Linked DNA regions of Homo sapiens: region 1 is linked to region 2. A link is a loop called in an ENCODE intact Hi-C map of the cell type or tissue named here. Cell type or tissue: mammary epithelial cell. All regions are shown on one strand. Links, peaks and the distances in the headings refer to the core of each region. The heading gives the core; the rest is flanking DNA.

The links. A loop is a pair of places that touch in the nucleus more often than their neighbours do. Peaks named below come from ENCODE experiments on the same cell type or tissue, not always from the same donor. Only the 100,000 strongest peaks of a DNase experiment are listed, where the experiment ranks them.
Region 1: it touches region 2 in a loop (2.0-fold over the local background); 2 of 110 quality-filtered maps call a loop at or near these places.

What each region holds. Positions count from the first base shown.
Region 1 is chr1:35,967,493-35,983,617 of GRCh38, reverse strand. It overlaps AGO3 (argonaute RISC catalytic component 3), which reads right to left. Exons shown (of 19, transcript NM_024852.4): 4 at 11,386-11,594; 5 at 10,107-10,243. Among named protein-coding and RNA genes, the nearest start is that of AGO3, 44 kb to the right of the region's middle. In mammary epithelial cell, for the core only: no CTCF peak of the experiment used is centred there; no DNase peak of the experiment used is centred there.
Region 2 is chr1:36,027,415-36,043,539 of GRCh38, reverse strand. It overlaps AGO3 (argonaute RISC catalytic component 3), which reads right to left. Exons shown (of 19, transcript NM_024852.4): 13 at 9,207-9,366; 14 at 7,273-7,363; 15 at 3,556-3,750; 16 at 3,099-3,233; 17 at 1-93. Among named protein-coding and RNA genes, the nearest start is that of TEKT2, 49 kb to the left of the region's middle. RefSeq lists an enhancer at 8,048-9,247. In mammary epithelial cell, for the core only: no CTCF peak of the experiment used is centred there; a DNase peak (open chromatin) is centred at 8,729; H3K27ac peaks cover 1,309 bases.

The sequences.
Region 1 (16,125 bases), core at 5,080-13,079, 60 kb after region 2:
GGGTTGTTTTTCTTTTTATTTATTTATTTTTGAGATGGGGCCTTGCTTTGTCACTGCTGGAATGCAGTGGCACAATCATGGCTCACCACAGCCTTGATATCCTGGGCTCAAGCCACCCTCCCATCTCAGCCTCTCTAGCAGCTGGGACTACAAGTACGCACCACACCTAGCTAATTTTTTTCTTTTTCTTTTTTTTTTTTTTTTTTTTGGTAGAGATCAGGTCTCACTATGTTGTTCAGCCTGATCGCAAACTCCTAATCTCAAGTGATCCTCCCACTTTGGCCTCCCAAAGTGCTGGGATTACAAGTGTAAGCCATCATGGCAGGTGTTGTTTTTAATGTGTTAACTTGCTAGGCTACCAGCTGCCATTTGTTTAATCAAACACTAATCTAGGTGTTGCTATGAAGGTATTTTGTAGATGTAATTAAAATCCATAATCTGTTGACTTTAAGTAATGGAGATTATCCTGAATAATGTGGATGGGCCTGATTCAATTAGGTGAAAGGTCTTAAAAGTAGGGCTGAAGCTTCCCTGAGAGCAAGAAATTCCACTTATAGATAACTGCTTCAGCCCATGCCTGAATTTCCCTGCCCTTCCTGACAGCCTGCCCCCAAAATTTCAGACTTGCCTAGCTAGCCCCTACAATTGCATAAACTCTCTCTCTATACTTCGTACTGGTTCTGCTTCTCTAGGTTCTGAACCTTGACTGATATGCCAGGCTTGTAGTTTATTTGCAAAAACAATTCTTTCAAAAATCTAGTAAAGCTCTGGTCTATTTTTTTCCAATCCGTTCCATGTACCAGTACTACACCCAAAGTTTTTTTTTTCTGGACATGGTTCTTAAACCTATTTTTTCAGCTTAATCCTTCCTCTCCATCCCACATTAGACCATCACCATCTCTTACCTGAACTAGTGATTGAAAAGCCTCCTAACTGGCTTCTCAGATTAGTTTTTTCTCCTCTATCTATTCTCCACACTGCTGCCAGAGGTCTCTTTCTGGAAAACAAATATGATCATGTCACTATCCTTCTTAAAAACCTTTGAAGTATCCCTATCTAAAGGATAGAGAGAAGTTTTCCTATTTCATTGATTTGTTTTTATCTTTTATTTCTTTCTATTCTCTTTGCATTTAATTTTCTGTGATTTTTCTAACTTGTTGAGAATGAATGCTTATGTCACTGATGCTTTTTTCTTTTAAAATCGGCATTTCAAGTTTTAAATTCTCTCTAAGCATTGCTTTAGCTGATCATACCAGTTCTGATATGTATTGTATTCATTGTCCTTCAGTTCAAAATTTTCTCTGTGATTTCTTTAAACAAGGGGTTATTTAGAAATCATTTCTTTATTTTTTAATAGAGATGGGGTCTCACTATGTTGCCCAGGCTGGTCTCAAACTCCAAGGCTCAAGTGATCCTCCCACCTTGGCCTCCCAAAGTGCTAGGATTACAGGTGTGAGCTACCACACCCAGCCTAGAAATTATTTCTTAATAATTTTCAAAGCTGGACTTCAAGTTCTAGTAGGAACATAACAGCAATTTAGTTCCAAATTTTCCCATCTTTCTCCTAGAACCTGTACAGAGCAACAAAAACAATGTTAAAAACAAAAAATACCATATATCTTTAGTGAAACTAGGGGATAATAAAAACCTAAAAATGCCAACTTCTAAGTAAATATGACCCAAAGTACTTGAGACTAAAAGAAGCCACATCTGAGCATGAGAGAATGACAAGAAGTATAAAGGAATCTGGTGGGGGAATAGCACATATTTACTCCCAGAAAGAAAAGAATCTATACCAAGCGGGAACTACAATGTTTAGAACTGAGATTAAATGGGGGATTCTCAGAAGGAGGTAAGGAAAGGAGGTGTAGAAAGTGGCAGAACAATAAGTGGAGGGTGGTTTGGAAGTGACAGATCTCAGAAAGGACCACCCTTTTACAAGTGAGGCATGCTCTTTTGTAATTTCTTCTTTTGAAGTAGTTTCGAACTTACAGAAAAGTTATAAGAATAGTACAAAAAACTCCTGTATACCTGTCACAAATTCTTTAATTGTTAACATTTGAGGCAGGCAATTTAAAGGGTAGGAGGTGCATCCCTTGGTAGCAGAACTAGTCAGGACCTGGGGAACTCATGGCTGGTAGTTCATATTACTTAAACCCCTTAAGTTACTGAGAGGCATAGGAGATGTGGCTGCATTTTGAAGAAAGAGTCCACCAGAACAATGGAGGAGAGAGGCCTTGAGCACAGAAACCTGGAAAACTATCTTGCTCCGAAGGTGTTCCTAATGTTCCTAACACCCTTAAGTCCCTTCTAACAGATGGTTTGGGAAACTCATCTCATGCCAATATAAGCAACAAAAAAGTGGTAAGTATACATACAATAATACCATAGAAAAAAATGTAAAAAGGCACCGCGACATTTCTGACAAAGAAAACTCAACAGACAATATCATCACAAAGCAGAGGAAAATTAAAACCCTACTTTTTACTCACACTGAAAAATTCCTAATGCAGTTATGAAGAAAAAGTTCAGAGGAGAAATTTAGAAACTCAAGGAGCAACTAACCAGTCAACAGGAGTTGTAGTGAAACAAGCATGGCAGAACTCAGAAAAGAAATGGGAGAAAAAGAATTTTAAGAATTAAAAAGATGAAGACTAAAATGCAATGAGCACATGGTAAAAATATACAACACCAAAGGCACAGTAAGAAGCATGTAGGATAGAAATTTTTTAAAAGTAAATAAAATGATGGATATAAAACTGACCCAAAATGGTCAACTAAGAAAACATCTAGTAATTTTACTGATGTCACTTAATAAAATAATTTCTAAATTATTTGGTATTTGGAAGAAATACTTTCAGCAATCACACACAAAAAAGCACACTCCTTCTAAGAAAAATAAAATCAAGCTGGCATCATACTTCTCTATTGAACAGTCAATGCCAGAAGACAGTGGAAAAATACCTACAAGGTACTCAAGGAAAAAGTGTGAGCCAACAATTCCACATCTAGCCAAACAGTCCTTCAGGAATAAGGCTACAGATAACTCAGGCCTTATTCATATGAGCATTTCTTGAAGAAACAACTTGAGGACAAACTGAAACCAACAAATGACCAGAAAAATTTCAGCAAAAGGACTGGCAGTGAGCAACAATACATTTAATTGCAGATTTAAGATTGAAAACAAATGGAATGAAACTGTTACATGGTCTAAGAATGTAGGAATTCAAATCAATGAATATATACAAATGGATGTTAAGAGTAGAATATATGAAAAGTAGAATAAGCTCAATGACTGCACCTCATGTGCAACAGGTAGGAGTCAAAGTTGAAAGTCAATCAGTAAAAACTTAAGCAACATGACAGAATAAAATTATAAAGAGCAATAAAATAATACTATATTGGCTAAAACTAGTAGAAAGAAGGGAAGAGAATAAAGCTAATGTAATTGTTACTCAATTAAGGGAAACAAAAGACTGCTTTAAAACAGAGGAAGATAGGTATCATATGAAGGTATAAGTATAAAGATAACCACTGGGGGGAAAAATCTTCCTAAGATGAGGACTACCATTTAAAAAGCACAGAAAACACAACACTCAAAGTTTCAAAATATATACAAATGTAAAAAATGGCATAAAATAATTTTACAAAACCATGACCAATGGTTGTGACTTGACAGAAAGATATGTCCTTCCTATCTATATCTGGCTTAATTCATCCACCAAACAGAAAAAAAGCTTTAAACTGACCCACAAAGCAAACCATTCTATGCTGTCATCAAGATATACCTGAAAAAAAAAGTTAAAGGATAGGATAAAGTTCACAAAAGCATGAAGTGCAATCTTTTTATTAGATAATGTAGAATTTTGGTCAAAAAGTACAAAAAGAAAGTCACTTATATAAAGGTTATAATTCATAACGAAAACAGATATGAATATATATGCTCCTAATACAGTAGCAACATTCAGAAAATGGAAATTACAGGAGATAAAAGAAGAAACAGAAAGATATTAATAATAGGAAATTTATTTATCCTAGTCTGAGAGAACAAAAAACAAAACTAAGGAAATAAATGACATAAGCAACATAATCAAACTGGTAGCTCTGATGGATATTTCACTCTAAACTAATATATGAATATATCTTATTTTCATATAGCCATAGAACTATCACAAAAATTGACCGTATATTGGGCTACAAAAAATACCTCTAGAAACTCTAAAAGGAAAAATACAAACCACATTTTTTTTTTTCTGAGAAGGAGTCTCATTCTGTCCCAAGGCTGGGGTGCAGCGGCGCGATCTCGGCTCACTGCAAGCTCCGCCTCCTGGGTTCACGCCATTCTCCTGCCTCAGCCTCCCAAGTAGCTGGGACTACAGATGCCCGCCACCACGCCCGGCTAATTTTTTGTATTTTTAGTAGAGATGGGGTTTCACCGTGTTAGCCAGGATGGTCTCAATCTCCTGACCTCGTGATCCGCCCGCCTCGGCCTCCCAAAGTGCTGGGATTACAGGCATGAGCCACCGCGCCCAGCCACAAACAACATTTTTTAACAACACAATGAAACTAGAAATTCACAACAAATCCAGAAAACAAAAAGATCTTCAATCTGAAAATTTGAAAAGTCTCTCAAACAATATTTCAAGCACAGAGGAAATACAAATGAAATTTGTGGAGTTTCTAGAAAATAATATTATGTATTTCTAGTTTCTAGAATATAATAAAAATACTACATATTAGAAGCTTTGTAATACGGCTAAAACAGTGATCACCAGAAAAATAATTGTTTTAAATATTTCCACCAACAAAATGAAAGTACATGTTACTAATCTAGCTAAAATAGATAGAAAAATAACTTTTAAGAATAATTCCCATTGTCAGCAAGGCCTTACTTTCCTCAACATCAGTATTGTGTCCTAATAACAGACCAGAAAACTGAGCCTCCAGAATCCCCAGGAAGCTGCTCTATCCTCAAAGAATAGTAAGACTGTTGTAACTTGCTCTGTCTGTAAACACACTTCAGGAAGGAAGAGGAAGTTGGCAGATATATTTTCAAATGATCTTCAACACAATTCTTGAGAGTTTTCTAGTGAGTTTAACGTTAATAAAAAAAAAAATTGTTTTCAGGCCAGATGCGGTGGCTCACGCCTGTAATCCCAGCACTTGGGAAGGCGGAGGGAGGCGGATCACCTGAGGTCAGGAGTTCGAGACCAGCCTGACCAACATGGTGAAACCCCATCTCTACTAAAAATACAAAAAAATTAGCTGGGTGTCGTGGCATGCACCTGTAATCCCAGCTACTTGGGAGGCTGAGGCAGGACAATCGCTTGAACCAGGGAGGCGGAGGTTGCAGTGAGTCGAGATCGAGCCACTACACTCCAGCCTGGGTGACAAGAGCAAAACTCAAAAAAAATTGTGTCAAGAAATTTGGGTACCTTACATCTCTAGAAAGAGTTCATCAAGATTTTATTTCATTGATTCAAGTATTTAAGTTTAAGTACTAAATATACACCTGAGCTAGAATAATAGAAAATATTCTTTATTATAGGTTTCAGTAATTCATTAATTGGGAAGACTATGTTACCAAAAAAGAAGTCAGGGCATAGGAAAAAAGGTTAAGGATTAAACTACTTAATTAAACAATCAGCATTCATTAACTATACTTTGTTCTTAATCAGAAAGCACTCAATAAATACATTTTGTTTTCTAAAATAAATATTTATGATGCCATACCGTCTTTTTTTTAGTTTTTTGATAAGAAGTAATAGATGCTTATTGTTGAAAGCTTGAAAAAGATGGAGAAAAATAAATACCACTGAATTTCACTACCTGAAAAAAAAGTAAAAAGAACAAAGCATACATATGCAAAATAACAGACTGGGAAAACCACAAAAATACACAGAATTTCAAAAACTAATAGAAACTAGCTGGGCACGGTGGCACATGCCTGTAATCCCAGCACTTTGGGAGGCCAAGGCAGGCAGATCTCTTGAGACCAGGAGTTTGAGACCAGCCTGGGCAACATGGTGAAATCTTGTCTCTACAAAAAATACAAAAATTAGCCAGGTGTGGTAACATGTGTCTGTAGTCCCAGCTGCTCAGGAGGCTGTAGTGGGAAGATCGCTTGACCCTGGGAGGTGGAGGTTGCAGTGAGCCAAGATTACACCACTGCACTCCAGCCTGGGTGACAGAGCAAGACCCTGTCTCAAAAAAAAAAAAAAAAAAATCATAATAACGATAGAAACTACTTTGTAAAACTCTGTATAATTAAATTACATATGAATAAAATAATTTTCCAGTAAAATGTGAGCTACCAAAAGTGAACCTAAACAGCCTGAACAGACTTTTTTTTTTAATTAAAAAAAAATTTTTATGGGTACATACTAGATGTATATATCTATGGGTTACACGAGCTTTTGATACAAGCATATAATGCATAATAATCAGATCAGGGTAAATGGGGTATCCATTACCTCAAGCATTTATCCTTTCTTTATGTTACCAACAATCCAATTATATTTTTAGTTATTTTTAATTGTACGATAAATTATTAGACTGATTTTCACAAAATAAATGAGGGAAGTTTTAAAACAGCTACCTAGCAAACCAAACCAAACCAAACAAAAAACGGCAGGTCACAAGGTTTTATAGGGGAATTCTACGAAATCATACAAGAGCTGATAATATCAATACTATTTTAAAACTGTTATACATTTTAGAAAATGGAAAACTTCTGAATTTTTTAGGAAATAATACCAAAACTTGACAAAGATTGTACAAAAAAGGAAGGCTGCAGATTAATATGACTTCTGCATGTTAATTTATAAAAGGAAAGTATTAGCAAACAGAATCCAGCATCAATTAAAAGAATCTAGGAGTCCTGGTTTGGTTCAATGTTTGTTAAAAATAAGAGAAATATCACATCATCAGCTCCATAGATGCTGAAAAGGCATCTGACAAAATTTAACACATACTCTTGATAAACGTACTTAATAAGAAACAGATATTCCTTAATATGACAATGTATACATACAATGCTTAATGCTTCTAGAGCAAGAAAGAAAAAGGACGCACATTAATCACTACTATTTAATCCTACCCTGTCTAATTAGTCTATATAATCTGATAAAAAAAATTAGAGGTATAAAAATCCAAAGGAAGAGGTAAACTTATCACTAGTTGCAGGTGATGATTATAACCTAGAAACCCCAATAAAATCGCTTGAAAAAATACCACAAACAATAATGGAATTCAATAACACAGAAAGAGAGAAAGTATACAGAAATCAAAAGCCTGAATATATATAAGCAATTACCAGTTAGTATCTATAAACCCATTTAATAGCAACAAAAAGGAGAAAATATCCTGGAATAACAAGAAATGGCCTGGGTGCAGTGGCTCACGCCTGTAATCCCAGCACTCTGGGAGGCTGAGGTGGGTGGACCACCTGAAATCAGGAGTTCGAGACCAGCCTGACCAACATGGTGAAACCCCATCTCTACTAAAAATACAAAATTAGCTGGGTGTGGTGGTGCATGCCTGTAATCACAGTTGCTTGGGAGGCTGAGGCATGAGAATTGCTTGAACCTGGGAGGCGGAGGTTGCTGTGAGCCGAGATCACTCCATTGTACTCCAGAGCGAAACTCTGTCTCAAAAAAAAGAAAGAAAAAAGAAAAGAAAGAAAGAAAAAAAAAAAGAAATGTGCAAAATTTATGTGAAGCTTTAAGATCTCTTGAAAATGAAAGTAATCTTAAACAAATAGAAAGACATAGTATATTCTTTGACAGAAAAGACAACACCTTAAATATGCCAATTTGTCCTAACTTAATTTATAAATCTAATAGGATCTCAATAAAAATAACAATCTGTCCTCTCCCACTCACTGGATCTAAACAAGGAATTTCTAAAGCTTATACATAAGAATGGTCTGGAAAACCCTGAAAAGAGAAAAATGGGACTAGTCCTATCAGATATTAAAAGTCATAAAAGAAATGACTGACCAATACATATGTATGTGTGCACACACCAACATACAAACAAACTTCTGCATGGCAAAAACAAAAACAACAACAAAAAAAACATCACAATACCAAAGGTCAAAAGACAAATAGCAACCTAGGTAAAATATCTGCAACTCATGACAGATGAACAGCTAACTTCCTTAATTTAGAAAGCATTCTCAGTAAATAAGAAGACGAAAAATCCAATAGAAAAAAAAGGGCAAAAGATATAAACTAACAGTTCATTAAAAAAGAAACACAAGTGGCCCTTATATTTGTGAAAAGGTAGTCAAATACAAATTAAGAAGACACAAGAAAACTGTTTCTTGCAAATCTGATTGAAGAAAATCTAAGAGTTTGATGATTCTAGTGGCAAAGATATAAGGAAACTGGTACTCTCATTCATTGATGCAAAATATTTACTATCTCTATGGAGTGCAATCTGGCAACAATGATACAAATTACAAATATTAATACATTTGCCCTTAACTCATCAGTCTAACCGCCAGGAATGTATCTTACAGACTTATCTTAATATACATAAAATGATGTAAAATAGAAAAGTTAAAAATAACCCTAGTATACATCTAAAGAAAACTGGTTAAATATATCCCCTCCTCAATCATATATTACACAATGGTAGGTGCAGCTGAAAAAATGAGGAAACTATACCCTAATCTGGAAGGATCCAGGGATCCTTGGAGGAATGTCTAATTTCAGGTACTGGGCAGGAAATATAAGATGAGCAAGGAATATCCTGCTGTGCCCGAAAGCAAGAAAGCTTTCAAACATTTACTAATTTTCAATAGGACACTGAGCTTTTCCACAGAAAAATTCCACCTAATGCAAAAAGAATAACAGAAAAATTACCAGTTCGTAATCCCTAGTGAAATAAATAATTTGGGCCACAACGATCAGTGAACAGAACATTAGCAATTCAAAGGTTAATTAAGAAATTTACAATGGAGAGATCTCTGAATCTACTGATTAATCTCTGAACCTAGAGACTGATTTTTGAATCACTAAAATTGGGACCACTAGATACTGTGTTTCCTAATATGACACGACATAAAGCACTTAAGCATTTTGAACCAGAATGGAATGAAACTTCTAAGCTAACTTTCATTTTCAGAAAAAACAGGGGATAGAGGAACAAGGTAATAACACAAGAAAACAAAAAGACAAAATCAGATTTGAACATATTCTACAGAACAAGTGACCCAGTTTTTGTAAAATGTCAATGGCATAAAGAAATAAGAAAACAGGAAAGGAAATGGGACTACTAGATGGCAAAAGGCACAATAATCAAATGTGATGTGTGGATCTTGTTTGGATTCTGATTAGAACCAGCTAACAAGAAAAAGGCATATTTCAGACAATCAGGGAAATCTGATTGTGGACAGGTATTAGAGGGTAAAAATAAATGCTTGTTTATAATTTTCCTACATATGATAATGCCATTGCTGCTATAAGAAAATATCCATAGTTTTAGAGGTACACATTGAAGTAATAGGGATAAAATAACATGCTGTCTGGAATTAGATTTAAAAACACTACTGTAGAGGAAGAAATGTACTCGGATTACGCAAAGGTAGAAAAATTCTGACAATCTGAGTAATGGCTACCTATGTGGTAGTTCATAATACTACTCTCTCTGTTTTTACATAAGCTTGAAAATATTTTGTAAGAAAACACCTAAAAACAAGAATGCAATTAGCATCACATTAAGACCAGCAGTGGGTATAACATCTGGGGGTCACCATGCCCAACAGAATTATCTTTCTTAAAATATATATTTCATAATAAAATGTTGGCTTAGAGTTAAAAGGGCAAAAGTGAGTTATAATAGAAGATTGCTCAGATAATCATCAGGGCTTTTAAATCTGTCTTCATGTGCTTGCTTCATGTTTAGCAGCATTCCAAGGTAAATTCTACAGGCTTTCTAAATGAAATGTAATAAAAATATAAAGGTTTCTCCAGTAGATCATAATACATGTCCAAATATTACTTCGAGACACCAGTATGTATAATTATATATAAAATTTATGTACACACATCATACAGAAATCCACCACCCAATACAGAATATGGCTTTAGTTCCCTTACCATCGATATTAAGCATCATTTTCCACATGGCAGGCCGAACAGACTGATGGAATCCAAACCACACTTCCCTGCCCCCTCCCAGAGGGTGGTCATATCCTTCTGGAGCGGAGAAAAATGAACGCCCCACAGGTGTGTATCTACAAAAATTAAAATGGCATGTTCAATCCTTTCCTTCTCATGCAAGTATTTAAATCTGCAGAAAAGGGGAGACTAGAGCACAATTAACATAATGATGCTTATCATTATGAATATATGAAACTAAACATGTTCCAAATTTGAGAAAGCAAAAAGTATCCACTCTAAATGGAAAAAAATCTACTTAAATTTTCCTTTCTCAAAATTGTTGGTTGAAATAAGAATAAATTTTATTTAAAATAATTTCTTAAAAATAGGTTTTAAAAAGTTAACAGTTCCGACCTTAAAAATGTTAACAAGTAAATAATTATTGAACAAAAAGGTATTTATATAAATGTGTTTGCAAGACATACTATTTTTCTTTAAAAAAAAACATACTGAGTCAGGTGTGGGGGCTCACACCTGTAATCCGAGCACTTTGGGAGGCTAAGGTGAGAGGATTACTTGAGTCCAGGAGTTTGAAACCAGCCTGGGCAACATAGGGAGATTCCATCTCTACAAAAAAAAAAAAAAAAAAAAATTTTTTTTTAATTAGTCAGGCATGATGGTGCATACCTGTGGTCCCAGCTACTCAGAAGGCTGAGGTAGGAGGATTGCTTAGGCCTGGGAGGTTGAGGCTGCAGTGAACCATGATTGTGCCACTGCACTACAGCCTGGGTGACAGAGTGAGACCATGTCTCAAAAAAAACCCAACCAAACAATAAAAAATACACGGGTACACATGCGCTCACACACAGGAGCATACCCTACACATGTGAGGTCCTAGGGTTATTGAAAAAAAGCAATTCAACACAATTTGATATTGTTGTATAAACAGTGAAATTACTTTTAAAACAAGATAACTAAATAAATACATCTGAAAATAGATCTGTTAAGACTTTTAGATCCTAAGAGAAAGGGTGAGATATTTTTCTATAAAATTATTCATGAGACTAGCTAAGCTAATGACGTATAGTTACTTGCAAAAGCCAGATAATTTTCTGTAACGTACTCCTGTCAATGAATTTGTATGGATGCTATTCTTGTTCAACATTTCAGTTGAACAATCAAAATATATGACAAATAAAGGTTTAACCAAGGGAAGCCTGCACAATTCATTCTTGGGAGTTTAAAATCTAAAGAGAAAAAAAGCAGAAGCACCCACTTCATGGAGGGCAGATGTCGTAGCACCACATCAACGGCATGGACAGGGTTAGTGCTGATTGGCTTGTCTAATTCCAGTGGCTCAGGCAAGGTCCGTCCTGTCAGTACTTCATGCAGTAGGTGCCAACTCACCCGAGAGACAAATTTGATTGACACCTTGAAAGGTCGATCTTTTCCACCTTCCCCAGGTAAAGTAACGTCTAAATCTACCTGTTGATGGGAAAAGAGTCAACTGGTAAATGTTGAAAAAGATAAATACAATTATTTTAGATTTAACTTATAAAAATATCTAAGAGAAAACATGGCAAAAATAAAGTCAATAGACTAAAATATACCATTTTTTTTTGTAGATAAAATTTAAATAACATAGTTACTCGTGCCAGCATTATGTGTCATTGCAAAATACTGGAAACTACCCTAAATGCTCCAACATCTATGCGGCTATGAAAAAAGAATGAGGAAAATCTCTTGAAACTGCCATGGAATAAATTTCCAAGCTATACTATTAAGTGACAAAAGCAAAGTACAAAAGATTACAAATATTATGACATCTTTTGTGTAAGAAAGGAGGAAAATATTCACATATCTGCTTACTTCTGCAAAAAGAAACACAGGAAGCATGAACCAGAAACAAAGAAACTAGTTACTTTCAAAGGATGGGAGGGAATGGACTGGAAAAAATAAGGACAGAACAATTCTGAGTATATGTTTTGGTATACTTTTGAAATTTGGAAGCATATTAAAGTTCTACATATTAAAAAAAAGAAAAAAAAAAGGCCAGGCGCAGTGGCTCATGCATGTAATCCCAGCACTTTGGGGGGCTGAGGCAGGCTGATCACTTGAGGTCAGGAGTTCAAGACCAGCTTGGCCAACATGGTGAAACCCTGTCTCTACTAAAAATACAAAATTAGCTGGGTGTGGTGGTGCATGCCTGTAATCCCAGCTACTCGGGAGGCTGAGGCACGAGAATCATTTGAACTCAGGAGGCAGAGGGTGCAGTGAGCCAAGATCACACCACTGTGCTCCAGCGTGGGCAACAGAGTGAGGCTCAAAAAAAAAATAAATAAATAAAATAAATATATATTATATATTTATAAATTTATAATTTATAATATAAATTTATATATTATTTATAATTTATAATATAAATTTATATATTATTTATAATTTATATATTTATAATAAAAAATATATATATATATATTTAGGCTGGGTATGGTGGCTTACTCCTGTAATCCCAGCACTTTGGGACGCTGAGGCAGGAGGACTGCTTGAGCCAGGGAATTTTAAACCAACCCAGGCAACAGAGCAAGACCTAGTCTCTACAAAAAATTAAATTAGCCAGGTGTGGTGGTGCACACCTGTGGTCCTAGCTGCTTGAGAGGCTGAGGCAGTAGGATCGTTTGAGCCTGAGAGGTTGAGGCTGCAGTGAGCTGTGAGTGTGCCAATGAACTCCAGCCTGGGTTACAGAGCAAGACCCTGTCTAAATAAATAAATAAATAAACAAAGGGAGGGAGGGAAAAAATTAAAACAGAATATCATAAACAGAATCAAATGAACCCAAATAAATTTCAAATAAATAACATAACCACATTGAAAAAAAAGAAAAAGGAAGCTCTAATTCAAGTAACTCTTGAACACAGTATGTATACTGACAATAGTCTTAATTCTAGGGGTAGAGAAAGGGTGGATTTAGAAGAATTGCATACAAAATAAAGCCTTGAATCATTAGTAGGTTTGTTTTCTCACAAACTATTTTATATGTACTGTAGGACTGAGCAAATGAGAAGGAGTGGTGATGTTTTGAGGAGCCAGGAATCTAACTAAAGAAGAAAGATACAAATATGAAATGGAGTGAGGAAAGGAAGAATCCCATGAGGCACGGACTAGAATTGGAAGAATCGGGTGTGAACTCACGATTTCCTATATATATGTGTTAGATTTACCATACAAAGTGTAATATGTTTTTATTGTCCGTTTTATTTATTTATCTACTTATTTATAAATTTCCTACCTCTATCCATTGAAAGGGCTTAGAAGCACATATACCCCAGCAGCTGTGAACATACCAGTACCCAGATTTTCATTTCAAAATTGCATTTGCCAACTAAAAGAAACCAGAGATCCTCAGAGAAATGGTTAGTTGCAGGACTGCAGCAGAGAAAACATAAAATAAACCAGGAACATCCTGTGCCAGAAAGTAATGAAGTAGAGTCATGCACCACATAATGATTTTTGGTCCACAATGGACCCCATATACACGGTGGTCCCATTAGATTATAATGAAGCTGCCTTATACAGGCGTACCATTTAAACAATCTTTTACAATGTATTTTTACTGTACCTTTTCTATAGTTAGATACGTTTAGATACACAAATATTTACCATTGTCTTACAAGTGCCTACAGTATTCGGTATAGTAACATCCTATATAGGTTTATAGCAATAATAAACCATATTATATGGTGTATGTGTGTAGTAAGCTATACCATTCAGGTTTGCGTAAGTATACACTGTGATGATAGCACAATGACAAAATTGCCCAAGGACACATTTCGCAGAGCATATCCCCATTGTTTTAGGTGATGCAGGATTGTATTCCCCAAAAAGTGTCATTTCAAAAGGACACAGGAGTCAGCTTAAAAGAGTTCCCACTGGCCAAATCTGGGACAATCTGGGCAGTGAAATCAATAAATAGAGTAAAAGAAAATATACTCCCTTACAGCAGATTAATGAACATACGGAGAATGAATGACAGAATTAGAAAATCACCACTTCTACATAGTAATAATCCTTTCAAGCAAGAATAATCAATTGCCAAGCAAGAATAATCAAAATCCAATGAGCAACAGGATCCTTAAAAGTATCTCCCATTTCAAAATTAAAAACTTCTGTGTATCAACGGACACAACATAGTGAAAAGACAACCTGTGAAATGTAAGAAAATGTTTGCAAATTATATATCTGATAAGAAGTTAATGTCCAGAATATATATAGTTAATATCCAGAATACAGAAGTTAATATCCAGAATATATATAAAGAACTCCTACAATGGTATTGATCAGTTTAGCTAAAAAAAATAAAAAATCTAAAAATAAAGAACTCCTACAACTCACTGCCCAAAACCCAAAACAAACAACCCAGTTCAAAAAATGGGCAAACAACTTGACCACAGATTTCTCCAAAGAAGATATACAAATGGCCAATAAGCCTACAAAGTTATACTCAACATCACTAATTGTTGGGGGACATGCAAATCAAAACCACAATGAGATATCATCTCACGCCCATTAGGATGGTTACTATTAGAAAACGAACAAAAAAAAAAACAAAACAGAAAACAAGTGTTGGCATGGAAGTGAGAGTTTGGAACTCTTGTTCACTGTTGGTGGGAATGTAAAATGATGGAGCCATTCTGGAAAACAATACAGCAGATTCTCAGAAAATTAATAATTATCACATGACCTGGCAAATTTACTTCTGGGTATATATCCAAAGAACCGAAAGCAGAGTTCAATACTTTTACATCTATGTTCATAGCAGGATTATTTGCAATAGCCAAAAGGTGTCCATTGATGCATGAAGGGATTAACAAAATGTGTTACATACATACAATGGAATATTATTCAGCCTTGAAAAGGAGATTCTAACACATGAAACAATGTGGATAAATTGTGAAATAAGCCAGTCATAAAAAGACAAACAATCTATGATTTCACTTACATGAGGTACCTAGAATAGTCAAATTCAGAGACAGAAAGTACTATGGTGGTTGCCAGGGCTGAGGGGAGGGAGCAATGGATACTGTTTAATGGATATGGAGTTTCAGTTTTGAAAGATAAAGACAATTCTGGGGATGGAAGGTGGTAATAATTATATAACAATGTAAATGTGCTTAATACCACTGAAATATACCTTAAAAATGGTTAAGACGGTAAATTTTATGTTACATATGTTTTATCACAATTACAAAAAGAATCTCCCTACAAGATGCTTATTAACTACAAGGAGGAAAAGAATACCCCAATAGGAGAAAACTGGCAGACACCAATTTAATCAACTGACCAAAGTTAACATCACCAATAATCACCAATAATGGAACAAATACATACTGCGTGCTTCCTGATATGATGCACTGATAAGGAAAGAATGGTTATATAATATTCCTGCCAATAATGCATAACCAGAATGTAATCAAGGGGAAGTATCAGACAAACCCAGACTGAAGGACATTCTACAAAATAATTTACCGATAATCTTCAACTACGTTACTGTCATGAAGGATAAAAAAAGGCTGGGGAAAGAACGACATGGTATCTATATCATGATCCTGGACTGGATTCTGTAACAGAGGAGAAAAATAATACTAAAGGGCATCATTGGAAAAACTGGTAAAACTGGAATTTGTATTGTTGATTAAATAAAAGTATCATATCAATGTTAAATTTAATGAACTTGATAACTGTACAAGGGTTTTTATCATTGTTCTTAGGAATATACATTAAAGTATTAAATACTGGCAGAGTGCAGTGGTACTCCCAAAATCCCAGAACTTTGGGAGGTTGAGCTGGGTGGATTACTTGAGGTCAGAAGTTTGAGACCAGTCTGGCCAACATGGCGAAACCCCATCTCTACTACAAACACAAAAAAATTAGCCAAGAGTGGTAGCACGTGCCTGTAATCCCAGCTACTCAGGACGCTGAGGTACAAGAATCACTTGAATCTGGGAGGCAGAGGTTG
Region 2 (16,125 bases), core at 5,386-13,385:
AGCATGGCTACAGAGGTAAAAATCGAACTCATATGGGTGTGTAATGTCTGTATCAACTGTTGTTCCAGCTGGGATATTGCCACTTCTTCCAACCTAGATTTGTTTGGTTAAAGTTTAAACAAACAAGAAAAAGGTAAAAATATATCTGAAAGCACTTTAAAAAATGTATGAATACATAGGCTGATCCTACATTTCACTACTTTCACCTTGAAATATGACTTAAGCAGTCATTCAGAGCAGACTACGCAGGTCCTAGTTCCTATTCTTACATGTTGCTGAAAGTGAGCGCTGATACACAACAAAACCTAATACAGTCTCTACTACTGCTTAGCTGATAGTTGACCCCACTATGGGTGGAAGACACTAAAAAAAATTTTTTTTAAATTAACTTAAAGTGCTCCAATTTATGGTACCTGTGCATAGTAGGTATTCTTGAACGTGTGATTTATGAAGATCAGCATTTACCTTGGAGAAAACTAGATGTTTAGAGAGAGAGAATGCTGACAAGATCAACAACAGTCACACCATTTGTTAACCATTTATGGATCAGGCACTTTGAACACATTATTTCTAAAACCTGGTAACAATCCTGCAAGTTAGGGATTATTTCCATTTGTTTAGGGAAATAAAGGCTCAGGAATACAAAATAATTTGCTCAATAGCACACAATAAAGGGCAGAACTGGGATTCAAACAATGAAATAATTGCAAAGGCCTTATTCCTTTTATTTCATACTATCAGTTTCAACATCTTGTAAGAGGACACCATGATTTTCTCTGAGTGGATATAATATAACTGAAATGACCCAAAATTCTTGATGATACAAGCTCCTTATAAAACACTTAAAAATGTTTATTATACCCACCTCCACCGCCTTATCCCAACACATTTAAAATCATTAACTGTAAGTCTAGGTTTACAAGGCTAGCAAATCAGAAACTATTTTACTGACTCAGATAATATTTTTGCCACGTGAGTGACTGTTATAAGGTAGTACCTTGAATTATAGTGGTGTGGACCAACCAGCTTCACTTTACCAAGCACAAAACAAAACAGTTCATAATCTACTAAATTATGCCTGGTCCTAAAAAAATACTTAACTCTAATAAATTAGCAACACGTAAATCTTCTAATTAATATATACAAAAAGTTGTAGGCTGGGTGTGATGGCTCACACCTATAATCCTAGCACTTTGGGAGGCCGAGGTGGGCGGATCATTTGAAACCAGGAGTTTGTGACCAGCCTGGCCAACATGGTGAAATCCTGCCTCTAATAAGACTACAAAAATTAGCCGGGTGTGGTGGCACATGCCTGTAATCCCAGCTACTCAGGAGGCTGAGGCCTGACAATCACTTGAACCCAGGAGGTGGGGGCTGCAGTGAGCCAAAGTCATGCCACTGCACTCCAGCCTGGGCAACAGAGCAAAACTGTCAAAAAAAACAAAAACAAAAAAATACAACTATCTCATAATCTTGTTGGTGAGGATTAAATTGATGAAATTTATAAGCAATACTTAGAACAATATCTATTATTATTTCTTCTTCTCTATTCTACCACTATCACCACCACTCTGCAGCTAGCCAAACTTTATTTATTAATTTTTTTTTGTTCTCATCACTCTACTAATGAGAGCTAGCCAATCTTTACTGAGTACTTAGTGTGGGCCAAGCCCTGTTCTAAGTGCATTACGTATTTTATTTAATTCTCCCGACAACCCAAATAAGGTAGATATTAATATTATCCAATCTTGCTAAGAAATAAACAGACACAGAGATGTTAAGTTGCTTGCCCAAAGGAATACAGTGAGTATGTATGGCAAAGAAAAACACCCCTCTCTTAGTCCTTTCTATCAAATCCCTTTCTCAAGGGGAAACAACACTTGGTATCATTAGATTTCTCTGCTCCAAGATTTACAGGATGGGGGCAGATGTGATCAGAGCACTGAAAATGACAGTAAGACTGCTGTCTTGCTGCACACAGATAAGAAAACATATTTCTGGCCGGGCGCAGTGGCTCACACCTGTAATCCCAGCACTTTGGCAGGCCGAGGCAGGCGGATCACAAAGTGAGGAGATCGAGACCGTCCTGGCTAACACGGTGAAACCCTGTCTCTACTAAAAATACAAAAAATTAGCCGGGCATGGTGGCAGGCGCCTGTAGTCCCAGCTACTCAGGAGGCTGAGGCAGAAGAATGGCGTGAACCTGGGAGGCGGAGCTTGCAGCGAGCTGAGATCGCGCCACCGCACTCCAACCTGGGCGACAGAGTGAGACTCCGTCTCAAAAAAAAAAAAAAAAAAAAAAAAGAAAACATATTTCCTTAGGTATTTATACCTCTCTTTCCTTCCTAATTATAAAAAATATACATTCACATTATAAAATGCATAAAATAATTCTGTGAACTTTAAAGGAAACATGGCTAAAAGTTAGTTTGTATAAATTTCCACTTTTTTTTTTTTTTTTTTTTTTGAGATGGAGTTTTGCTCTCTTGCCCAGGCTGGAGTACAGTGGCACCATCTCGGCTCACTGCAACCTCTGCCTCCTGGGTTCAAGTGATTCTCCTGCCTCAGTCTCCCGAGTAGCTGGGATTACAGATGTGCGCCACCACACCTGGCTATTTTTTGTATTTTTAGTAGAGACAGGGTTTCACCGTGTTGGCCAGGCTGGTCTTGAACTCCTGACCTCAAGTGATCTGCCTGCCTTGGCCTCCCAAGGTGCTGGAATTACAGGTGTGAGCCACTGTGCCTGGCCTGAATTTCCACTTTTTTAAAAAACTAATTTGTATGAGATATTTTAAAAAGAGAATGTACTGTTTTTTCTGAAGATTTTAGGAAAATATGAATAGAAGAATAATTTTAAAACCATGAGTTTCTTCACAACAAAAAAGTAGAATGAGATTTTGAATATTTGGAGTGTGACTAGAAATTCTAGAAAGTTAAAAATAATCTATTTTGATGCTTCTATACTCATAATGTAATTGTTGAAATTTGCTACTATATATTGGAAATCCTGCTGTTGGCAGAGGGCCCTTGTTGAATGCTCTATGAACTATGTTGGATAAGCTTGGTTTATAACAGTATTACAACAGAGGTGAGATTACCCTTTCTGTCCTATCAGCACAAAATAATCGAGTGTGATGTCTCTTCTGAACTACAATGTAGGTTATTCCAGGTTGATAGTCTTTCTCCAAACTGATGCAGGCTTCTCGAATTGCTAGTAGTTCATAATATAATACCTAGAGAATATGAAATGGAAAGATTCAATATAGTCAGCTATTTGTTTTTATATACTTCAAAGTAGGATAATGATTTAATCTCAGGATTCCTTAATTTCACCACTCTATAGCTAATAGATTCCATTTTAACGATTATTAGAACATGGTCTTAGCAAGCAAGGCATACACATTCGTAGTGAACATTTTCAAAAAGACAATCTAACAAAACACCAAGTTTTGACTTGGGGAACTCTAACAAGGTTTTTAACTCTAGAACTAGACACCATATTATAAACACAATATCTGATTTCACCATAGTCTGATGAGATTCTAGGTAACCAACCTGCCTAAACTGCCCCTCTGAAACACCATCCCGATAAAAGATGATACGAGTAGGCTTGAACCGAGTTGACTTATAAAATTGAATAAGAAGTTCCCGGACCATGGAGGCCAAGTCCTGGATGATCTCCTGTCGGGGTCTCTGAACTCTTACTGTGGCACAGTATCTGCTTGGGTGTGCATCCATACTACCTACAACCTAGGTTAGAAAAAGTAAAATAAATAAATAAATAAATAAAAATAAATGATAATCAAAATTACATGAATTTCATTTACATTTTTATTTTACTGTAACCTGTTCATCACTGTTTACTTTGAAAGTAATCAAAAATAGTAATTCTGAGTTGGGTATGACGGCATGTGCCTATAGTCCCAGCTACTCAGGAAGCTGAGGCAGGAGGATCACTTGTGCCCAGGAATTTAAGGCCAGCCTGGGCAAAATAGCAAGACCCCATCTCTCTCTCTTTCTCTCTTTTTTTTTTTTTTTTTTTTTTTTGAGACGCAGTCTTGCTCTGTCATCAGCCTGGAGTGCAGTGGCACAATCTCGGCTCACTGCAACCTGCACCTCCTGGGTTCAAGCGATTCTCCTGCCTCAGCCTCCAGAGTAGCTGGGACTACAGGTGTGCACCACCACCCCCAGCTAATTTTTGTATTTTTAGTAGAGATGGGGTTTCACCATGTTGGCCAGGATGGTCTTGATATCTTGACCTCGTGATCCGTCTGCGTTGGCCTCCCAAAGTGCTGGGATTACAGGCATGAGCCACCGCACCCAGCCTACCCCATCTTTTTAAAAAATTAAAAAGAATAGTACTTCCCGTTGAAGAACAGAATAAAACACCTAGTATAGGGTAAAAAACTATTTTCCTATAACTAGGCTGAACTATACATTTAACAATTAGATTCTTTGTGTTGTTGGTAGACTTAAAGATTAGTAAGGAAAGAAAAAGACAAAAAGATGTGTATAAGAGAATAAGAGAAAAGAAATAAGAAAAAACAAGGACCAATTCAAACCACTGATTTTTCTTCCTATCTCTTCCACTTTAGCAACCTATCTCAGAAGCCATACTTAAGACTTTAGCTTCATCTTAGAACTGTTACGCTTCATAAATTTTAAAATCAGAATTTTCCCTCTTGGCCTGAATCTATACAGTCTTATTGAGCTGCATTTGTGTTCTGTATCTGGTCCTCAGAGAAGTTAATCTTGGTTTTGAAACTAGCTATATTAATTTCTCTTTCTGTGTCTAATATTGTTATGTCTTTGGAGAAGAGACCTCAAAGCATGAACTTATAACATTATTCTGATCAGAGCCTAGAGCTGGTCACTGCCTCCAGACCCTTTCTTCCAGTTAACCTATACCAAAGTCATGCTTCAAAAATGGAACTTTGACCATTTCTTTCCCTTGAAAGGTATCTCGCTACTTAAGAATAAATCCAGGCCGGGCACGGTAGCTCACGCCTGTAATCCCAGAACTTTGGGAGGCCGAGGTGGGCGAATCACAAGGTCAGGAGATCAAGACCATCCTGGCTAACACAGTGAAACCCCGTCTCTACTAAAAATACAAAAAATTAGCCGGGTGTGTCAGCGTGCACCTGTAGTCCCAGCTACTCAGGAGGCTGAGGCAGGAGGATGGCGTGAACCCGGGAGGCGGAGCTTGCAGTGAGCCAAGATCGCGCCCACTGCATTCCAGCGTGAGCTACAGAGCGAGGCTCTGTCTCAAAAAAAAAAAAAAAAAAAAGAATAAATCCAGACCCTCGGATGGAACAAAATGCCTCACAAAGGCTTCCTAGCCTCATAGCCTGCAGTATACTATGTTCCAATTCCTTGTATTTCTCAACATTCCCAAAACACACCAGGTTCTTGCAACTTAAATGTTGTTACTTCGTTATCATGATAACACCTATTATACTATGTGGCACTCATTACTTACTTAGTTTCTCACACTACTCTCTAAGTTCTTGGAGATAGAAGCCATATAGTGAAAAAGAATCAACCAATAAATTCTATTTACAAGACTTCTGAGAACCACAAAAGAAAGTGGGTATTTGGTAGAAACGGATTTAGTAGAAAAAGACAATGACTACCAGAAGTCCAAAGGAATTAAAATATGCTTAAACCTTTGTGGAAAATGACCCAAAGTAGCAAATCCAAGGAAGTCTTTTGAGTTCCTTTCTTTATCATTTTATCATCTATAAGAACACTTTAATGAATGTTAGAGATGACTCAATACAACCACTGAACATTTAAAGAAAATAATTCATGTATAACATTAAAAATACAAAAGCAAGAGAATTAATAGATAAAAATTAATTTCCTTTACTAATGAAAATAGTTTTGAAATCATGAAGTGGAAATTTAAATATTACTATCATTTTCAGGGATGAATTAGATTTATCAGATTCATAAAACAAGATTTATGTGAAGATTATAATGTATCATAGAAAAAATATTAAATCTTTTTTTTTGTTTTGAGATGGGGTCTCCCTCTGTCACCCAGGCTGGAGTGCAGTGGCATGATTTCAGCTCACTGCAACCTCCGCCTCCCGAGTTCAAGTGATTCTCTTGCCTCAGCCTCCCGAATAGCTGGAATTAAAGGCACCCACCACCACGACAGGCTAATTTCGTATTTTTTATACAGATGGGGTTTCACCATGTTGGTCAGGCTGGTCTTGAACTCCTGACGTCAAGCGATCCACCCCCGCCTCAGCCTCCCAAAGTGCTGGGATTCTAGGCGTGAGCCACCGCGCCTGGCCAATTAAATCTTACAGTTTAATTTCTGAAGTTTATTAAATATGCCTAAAAGATGTTCATATTTTCGAAATGTTGGCTATTTGTTAAAATCAAGTGATTTTCAAAATAGGTAAAATATTATCAAGCTTTCTCAAGTTTATAAGAAATACACTTAAACTGAGACAAAAAGGTTACAAACACAGAGAGCAAAGAAATAACAGGCAGATGTTAAAAACAGGAGTGGCAGTAGTAAAATAAAGAATTTGGCTGGGCACGGTAGCTCACACCTGTAATCTCAGCACTCTGGGAGGCCGAAGCAGGTGGACTGACCGAGATCAGGAGTTCAAGACCAGCCTGGCCAACATGGTGAAGCCCCGTCTCTACTAAAAGTACAAAAAATTAGCCGGGCATGGTGGCAGGTGCCTGTAATCCCAGCTACTCGGGAGGCTGAGGCAGGATAATCGCTTGAACCTGGGAGATGAAGGTTGCAGTGAGCCGAGATTGTGTCATTGCACTCTAGCCTGGGCAACAAGATAACTTTGTCTGAAAAAAATAAATAAAATAAAATAAAATAAAAGAATTCAGGTGCAAAGTATTGACCTGGATGAAGGTGGGAGACATTTTATATATAAAAAATGTAATCCACCAAGCTTATATGTAGTGTATCTTTCTATGACAAAGACATTACTGAAATATACAAACAAACTATTCAAAACAACAAAAAGTAACTAAAAATGCATAATCATGGAGAGGTCAAGTAGACAAATTAAAGTATAATACAGAAGATTTGAATAATATAACTAGCAAACTTGATTTAATAGATACATATGGAACTTCCAAACTCCAAACCAGAGAATAATCATTCTTTTCAAAAACCCAAAGAACATTTATGAAAGTTGGCTACAAAGAAAATATTAAAATTCAAAAAGTTGAAACTGCAAAATTGATACTGGTCTGTCAACCTTAGGTAAGATAAACCTGGCTAACACTCACAGCAGCAATAGAAGGCTTCTTTCCATCACCAGCAGGTGGATGAGTGACATCGGCTCCCAAAAAGATCACTGGTTGCTGGAACACAGAAGGTCTTAAACACATTTTGAAAAAGGGTTAGATATTTCATTTTTTCAGTATCCATTTATCTGTTTCACACAATTGCAACGTAACTTCAAGTTATTGACAGCACAGAGGAAGTCCTATGTAATCCAAATTTTTTTTTTTTTTTTTTTTTGAGACGGAGTCTCGCTCTGTCACCCAGGCTGGAGTGCAGTGGCACGATCTCGGCTCACTGCAAGCTCCACCTCCCAAGTTCATGCCATTCTCCTGCCTTAGCCTCCCAAGTAGCTGGGACTACAGGCGCCCGCCACCACACCCGGCTAATTTTTTGTATTTTTTAGTAGAGATGGGGTTTCACCATGTTAGCCAGGATGGTCTCGATCTCCTGACCCTGTGATCCACCTGCCTTGGCCTCCCAAAGTGCTGGGATTACAGGCGTGAGCCACCGCACCCGGCCAATCCAAAGTTTTATTCACAGCAGAATTTTATCTAAAATAGTGGTGCTGGTGGTTGAAAAGGGCTGTATTAATATTAACAGATGCTAGTATTCTCCAACATGGGCACAAAATTATAAACTTCCTTATGATCCACAAATTTTTATCACTCTTTAAAAAAAGACTTATATTTTAAACCTATGTAATCTCTCAAGGGAAAAAGGAATCATTACACTTCAGACTGGAAGGGATTTTGGGAATCCACTACTCCCACTCCCTGGCCAAAAGTATAAATTTGAGTAACATATATTCAATGGTCATAAAGGAAGCTAGGACTTCCTTTTATTTTACTTTATGTTATTATTGTTTTTTTGAGACAGGGTCTCACTGTGTTGCCCAGGCTGGAGTGCAGTGGCGTAATCACAGTTCACTGCAGCCTTGACTTCCCTGGGCTCAGGTAATCCTCCCACCTCAGCCTCTGGAGTAGCTGGAACGACAGGCACATGCCACCACACATGGCTAATCTTTCTATTTTTTTGTAGAGATAAAGTTTCACCATGTTGGGCTTGTTGATAAAATTCTTTATTTATCTCATTTACGGATCTCATCTCATATTTAACAGGGGTAGAAAGTAGAGATGGCATGGAAAAACAGGAAAAAAAGGACTTTTGTGTCAAACAAACATGGGCCAATTCTTATTCTAATGTTTATTTGTGGTGTACAGTTAACTTTTTTGAGGCCTAATTGCTTCAACTATTAAAAGGGAACTTGTTCAATTCTCTGAAAAATGACCTCTTCCTCAGTGACTTGCACAATAAGCTACCTCCTGTTTCTAGGTCATGTTGTCTCTTACTTCCTAAGAGCTCCAGCTCTAAGAAGGGTGATCTAACAGTAATGTGTTTTCTCACTGACTATAGCAGGAAGGCTGATATGGCTTACTTAATTGACTAATCTGGGCTCCCAGTTCCTTCTCTCCTTCACATTCCAGGTAGGTGAGTAGTCTCATGAAACCAGGTTGAAGATGATTACCAAATAAAGTGAAAATTCTTCAAGCTGGGCTCTCCAGTGAGAAATAAAGCACTGGATACTTTCTGGCTAGGTAAGAGGTACTTTGCATACTAAATGAAAATTTTTGGGGCTTGAGCCTGCTCCCACCCTCTGGAGTGTACTTTCATTTTCAGTAAATCTCTGCTTTTGTTGCTTTGCTTCATTCTTTCCTTAAAAAATAAGATAAAATAAAATTGTGGGGGGCATTTTCACAAGAGAATCTCTGAACCTTGCCAATCCAAATTATTTTTTTACCAAAATGTCTACGAATCTCCCATAGTAGGAATTATTAAGGGGGTCTCTTACACAGCCCTTATAGTAGTTAGATATGGTCATATATAGACAAATGAAGATATAAAAATAATATTTTCATAAGCGATTAGCATATCTTACCTTTGATGAGGTACAAGAATATTATTGATCCCTCCGAGTTTAACATTTATCTTTAGGCACAAGTTTGACAGAGTTTGAGGAGATGTTTTTATTACATTCTTGACTTGAACACATTGTGTAGCCATACCCAAAAGTGTGTCTCCTACACGTTTCACTTCCGCTATGGAATAGATGCAAAACCTCTAGTCAGAAAAAAAGACCTGAAAATAATTTTACATACTGAAAATAAAGCTACTATGTTTCCCCCTTAAAATCCATCATTGTATTACAGGATACCAAAAATTATGCCAATACAGTACTAAGGCGATGCTGTTAAAATTGAAAGTATACTGCTTTGAAGACTAGCTTAAGTATTTAGTGACAATTTTTCTAGTTGTTTTCTTCTTTGTATAAAAAGGTATATTTTTGCCATAGCATAACTGCAATAACTGAAAAGCATAAAGTGAAACATGCACATAATCCCTTGTTATCGTTTTATAGTACTCTCTTCCAATAATTTTCTCATTTATATTATTTTAATGTACTTGTAATCACAGTACACTTACAGCTTTCAATCCTATTCTCTTATCTTTAATTTAAAAATTCAGAGGTATTATAGCGCAAAGAACAAAAGTCCCCTGTTCCTTTCCTCTCCTCTGCCATTATAACCATCATAAATATTTCGGTGTATATAACTTTTTTTTTTTTTTTTGAGAGGATCTCACTCTGTCACCCAGGCTGGAGTGCAGTGGCATGATCATGCATCACTGTAGTCTCGACCTCCTGAGCTAAAGCGATCCTCTTGCCTCAGCCTCCCAAGTGGCTGGAACTACAGGCATGCACCACCACACCAAGCCTTTTTTTTTTTATTTAAGTAGAGATGAGGGAGGTCTCACCATGGTGCCCAGCCTGGTCTCAAACTCCTAAGCTCAAGTGATCCTCCTGCTCCAGCCTCCCAAAGTGTTGGGATTACAGGCAAGAGCCACTGCACCCAGCCATAACTTCTTTTTTTTTTTTTGAGATGGAGTCACATTCTGTCACCCAGGGTAGAGTGCAGTGGCGCGATCTCAGCTCACTGCAACCTCTGCCTCCTGGGTTCAAGCAGTTCTCCTACCTCAGCCTCCCGAGTAGCTGGGATTACAGGTGTGCACCACCTCACCTAGCTAATTTCTGTATTTTTATTTACTTTTTATTTTTTTTGTTTTTATTTTTTATTTTTGAGATAAGAGTTTCGCTCTTGTTGCCCAGGGCTGGAGTGCAACGGCGCAATCTCGGTTCACTGCAACCTCTGCCTTCTGGGTTCAAGTGATTCTCCTGCCTCAGCCTCTTGAAGTAGCTGGGATTACAGGCACCTGCCACCATGCCCTGATAATTTTTTTTTTTTGTATTTTTAGTAGAGATGGAGTTTCACCACATTGGCCAGGCTGGTCTTGAACTCCTGACCTCAGGTGATCCACCCGCCTTGGCCTCCCAAAGTGCTGGGATTACAGGCATGAGCCACTACGCCCAGCCAATTTCTGTATTTTTAGTAGAGATGGGGTCTTGCCATGTTGGCCACGCTGGTTTTGAACGCCTGACCTCAAGTGATCCACCCGTCTTGGCCTCCCAAAGTGCTGGGATTACAGGTGTGAGCCACTGCACCCAGCATAACTTCTTATATATAAAAAACATAGAAAAATGGGTGCAATGTCTCACACCTGTAATCCCAGCACTTTGGTAGGCTGAGGCGGATTGCTTGAGCCCAGGAGTTAGAGACCAGCTTAGGCAACAAATCAAGACCCCATCCCTGCCAAATTTTTTTTTTAATTAGCCAGGCATGATGGTATGTGCTTTTAGTTCTAGCTACTCAGGAGGCTGAGGCAAGAGGATTGCATGGGCCTAGGAGATGGAGGCTGCAGTGAACTATGATCGTGTCATTGCACTCCAGTCTGGGTGACAGAGTGAGACCTTGCCTTAAAAAAAAGGACAAATGACAATACACATTTCTCTAAAGAAGATAAACAGAAAAATGACCCATAAGCACATGAAAAGATGCCCAACGTCTCTAATCATTTAGGAAAATGCAAAATCAAAGACATTATGAGATACCACTTCACACCCATTAGGATGGCTACTATCAAAAAGCCAGAGAATAACAAACATTGGGGCAAGGATGTGGAGAAACTGGAACTCCTGTGCGCTGTTGGTGGGCATGTAAAATGGTGCAGCCACTGTGGAAAACACTGTGGAGGTTCCTCAGAAAATTAAAAATAGAATTACCATATGATGCAGCAATGACACTTATTAGATGTATACCCAGAATAGCTGAAAACAGGGTTGTGAAGAGATATTTGTACACCTATGTTCATAGCAGCATTACTCATGATAGCTAAAGTGTAGAAGCAACCCAAGTGTCCATCAACAGAAGAATAAACAAGATGTGGTGTATACACACACACACACACCCCCCGCCCCCCCACACACACATATACAAACAATGGAATATTATTTGGCCCAAAAAAGGAAGAAAATTCTGACATATAGTACAACATGGATGAACCTTGAGGATATTATGCCAAAAGCCAAATATTGTAGGACTCATGTACATAAGGAAACTAGAATAGTCAAATTCATGGAAGCGGAAAGTAGAACAGTGCTTTCCAGGGGTTACGTGAGGTTTAATAGGATATTAAAGTTATTGGTTAATGGATAAAGAGTTTCAGTTTGGGATGATGGAAAAAAGTTCTGGAAATGGATAGTGATGATGGCTGCACAACATGTGAATGTTCTTAATGTCAGAATGTAAGAATTCCAGAATGACTTAGTACTTGAAATTATGTGAGTGAATGATTTGCAAGTAAACATTAAATCATTATGTGGCTCAAAAAAAAAAATGAAGGAGAAATAAAGAGTTTCTCAAACAAATAAAAACAGGGTATTTGTTGCTGGTAGAAATGCTTGGCAAGAAATATTAAAAGAATTTTCCAGAGAGAAGGAAAATGATACAGATCAGAAATCATAAATGAAGGAAAAGCAGGGTACAGTGTGGGTCATGCCTGTAGTACCAGCTACTGGGGAGGCTGAGGTGGGTAGAGTACTTGAGCCCAGGAGTTTGGGGCTGCAGTGCACTATGGTCATGCCTGACAATAGCCACTGACCAGCATGGGCAACATAGCAAGACCTGTCTCTAAAAAACAAAACAAAACAAAAGTAAGGAGGAAGGTTGAAGGTCAGCAAATAAATAAAGGTAAAATAAAATCTTGTATTTTCATATTCTTAATTGAGCTAATAGATGATTATTTGTTCAAAATAGTAATAGCAACAGTGTATTGGGTAGTTATAGCTTATGGATAAGTGAAATAAATGACAGAAATATAAGGTACAGAAGGGAAAAATTGGGAGTATTCTGTTACAAGGTATCTCTATACTATCTAAGAAGTGGTATAATGTTACCTAAAAGTAGACTCAGATTAGTTGTAAATATATATTAAAAAGTCTAGGGAAAACACTACAAAAATTTTTAAAGGAAGTCTAACTAATATGTTAAAAGAGAATGAAAAATAGAATTATACAAAATGCTCAATTAAAACCAGGAGGGGCCAGGAGCAGTGGCACATGCCTGTAATCCCAGCATTGGGAGGCTGAGGCGGGAGGATGACTTGAGGCCAGGAGTTCGAGACCAGCCCAGGCATGTTTACAGTTTTGATGAAAAAGGTAATATCAATTTATACTACCATCAGCAACGTATTAATACACTGCATACTCACAAGCACTAGGTATTATAATATTTAAATATGTTTGCTAATTTAGCAGCACAAAATTTTTCCCTTTATTGATTTGTACTTTTCTTCTCTCTTTTTTTTTTTTTTTTGAGAAAGGGTCTCGCTCTGTTGCCCAGGCTGCTGGAGTGCAGTGGCATGATCTTGGCTCACTGCAACCTCCACCTACTGGCTCAAGTGATCTTCCTATCTCAGCCTCCCAAGTAGCTAGGACCACAGATGTGTACTACCATGCCTGGCTAATTTTTCTATTTTTTTGCAGATATGAGGTTTCGCCATGTTGCTCAGACTAGTCTTGAATTCCTGAACTCAAGCAATCTGCCCACCTTGGCTTCTCAAAATGCTGGGATTACAGGCATAAGCCACTGCATCTGGCCTGTATTTTTCTTTAACTATGAATAAAAACAAACTTATCATATATTTACTTGCTTTGTTTTTACTAAATTTCAGTTTATAATCTTTTCTCATTAATCTAAAAAAAGAAGGTTTTTATTTAACTAATAATAAACTATTTGTTTATTGTTTCTATTTGCTACAAATATTTTCCACACTCTATTGGTTTTCTTTTCATTTTAGTACATCCGTGACATGTAGGAAATTTAGGGGCCAGGCGCAGTGGCTCATGCCTGTAATCCCAGCACTTTGGGAGGCTGGGGTGGGCAGATCACCTGAGGTCAGGAGTTTGAGACCACCCTGGCCAACATGGTGAAACCCTGTCTCTACTAAAAATACAAAAATTAGCCAGGCATGGTGGCACGCGCCTATAGACCCAGCTACTAGGGAGGCTGAGGCAGAAGAACAGCTTGAACCTGGGAGGTGGAGGTTGCAGTGAGCTGAGATCATGCCACTGCACTCCAGCCTGGGCAACAGAGGGAGACTCTGTCTCAAAAAAAAAAAAAAGGGCCGGGCATGGTGGCTCACGCCTGTAATCCCAGCACTTTGGGAGGCTGAGGCGGGAGGATCACAAGGTCATGAGATTGAGACCATCCTGGCTAACACGGTGAAACCCTGTCTCTACTAAAAAATACAAAAAAATTAGCTGGACATGGTGGCAGGTGCTTGTAGTCCCAGCTACTCAGGAGGCTGAGGCAGGAGAATGGCGTGAACCCAGGAGGCAGAGCTTGCAGTGAGCCGAGATCGCACCACTGCACTCCAACCTGGGCGACAGAGCGAGACTCTCTCTCAAAAAAAAAAAAAAAAAAAAAGAAAGAAAGAGAAAATTTAATGTTTACTCAGTACTCAGTCAAATCTGACAATTTTCTTTTGTGATTTCTTCTATTATTTCTAAACTTACATGATTTTACCCCGTTCAGTGGTTTGAAAATTATATTTTCTTTGTATTTTTCTACGATTCAATGATTTATATTTAGCTTATTAATCTCACAAAATTTTGTTTATAATAATAACAGTTAACATTGACTGTTTACTATATGACAGGTGCTATTCTAGGCCCTTTACATATTAGACTCAGTTAATCCTTACAACAACCCTATATATGGATTAGGTATTATTAGTATCCCAGGGTATGTGTGCTATATATCAAGGAAGTATAACTGATACACTAAAAGAGGAAAGAAAATAGAATCATATAAAATGCTCAATTAAAACCAGAAAGAGGCTAGGTGCAGTGGCTCACACCTGTAATCCCTGCACTTTGGGAGCCCAAGGTTTAAGGATTGCTTGAGCCCAGGAGTTTGAGACCAACCCGAGAAACATAGTGAGATCCTGTCTCTACAAAAAAATAAATAGACTAGTTCAACCATTGTGGAAGTCAGTGTGGCGACTCCTCAGGGATCTAGAACTAGAAATACCATTTGACCCAGCCATCCCATTACTGGGTATATACCCAAAGGACTATAAATCATGCTGCTATAAAGACACATGCACACGTATGTTTATTGCGGCATTATTCACAATAGCAAAGACTTGGAACCAACCCAAATGTCCAACAATGATAGACTGGATTAAGAAAATGTGGCACATATACACCATGGAATACTACGCAGCCATAAAAAATGATGAGTTCATGTCCTCTGTAGGGACATGGATGAAATTGGAAATCATCATTCTCAGTAAACTATCGCAAGAACAAAAAACCAAACACCGCATATTCTCACTTATAGGTGGGAATTGAACAATGAGAACACATGGACACAGGAAGGGGAACATCACACTCTGGGGACTGTTGTGGGGTGGGGGGGGGGGAGGGATAGCATTGGGAGATACATCTAATGCTAGATAACGAGTTAGTGTGTGCAGCGCACCAGCATGGCACATGTATACACATGTAACTAAACTGCACATTGTGCACATGTACCCTAAAACTTAAAGTATAATAAAAATAAATAAATAAATAAATACAAACAAAAAAAATAAAAAAATAAAAAATTAGTCCAGTGTGGTGGCACATGCCTGTAGTTCCAGCTACTTGGGAGGCCGAGAAAGGAGGATTGCTTGAGCCCAAGAGGTCAAGGCTGCAGTAAGCCATGATTGCACCACTGCACTCCAGCCTGAAAGAGTGAGAGAGATCCTATCCCATACATACACACCACATACATACATAAATATTGTCCCAATTCCAGAGATGAGGAAACTAAGGGCTAGTGTGATTAAGTAATTCAGCCAAATCACACAGGTAGTAGAACCGGCAGTACCTGAATATTGAGCAACACAGTTTAATTTGATAGCCTGTGCTTTTAACCACTACATTATACTGATACTCAAATTATCTCAATGCCATTTTTATTCAATAATTCTTTCTTTAGCCATTGTTATGTAATGCCTCTTTTCACTACTGAAACCCTTTTTTTTTTTTTTTGAGACGGACTTTCGCTCTGTCGCCCAGGCTGGAGTGCACCGGTGCGATCTCGGCTCACTGCAAGCTCCACCTCCTGGGTTCACGCCATTCTCCTGCCTCAGCCTCCTGAGTGGCTGGGACCACAGGCGCCCACCACCACGCCCAGCTAATTTTTTGTATTTTTAGTAGAGATGGGGTTTCACCACATTGGCCAGGCTGGTCTCGAACTCCTGACCTCAGGTGATCCACCCGCCTCGGCCTCCCAAAGTGCTGGGATTACAGGCGTGAGCCACCACGCCCAGCCCGGAAACTCTTTTTACAATGTCTCATCTTGGACTATTTAGTTTGCTATATTAATTTGTCTTCAAGTAATAATACATGGTTT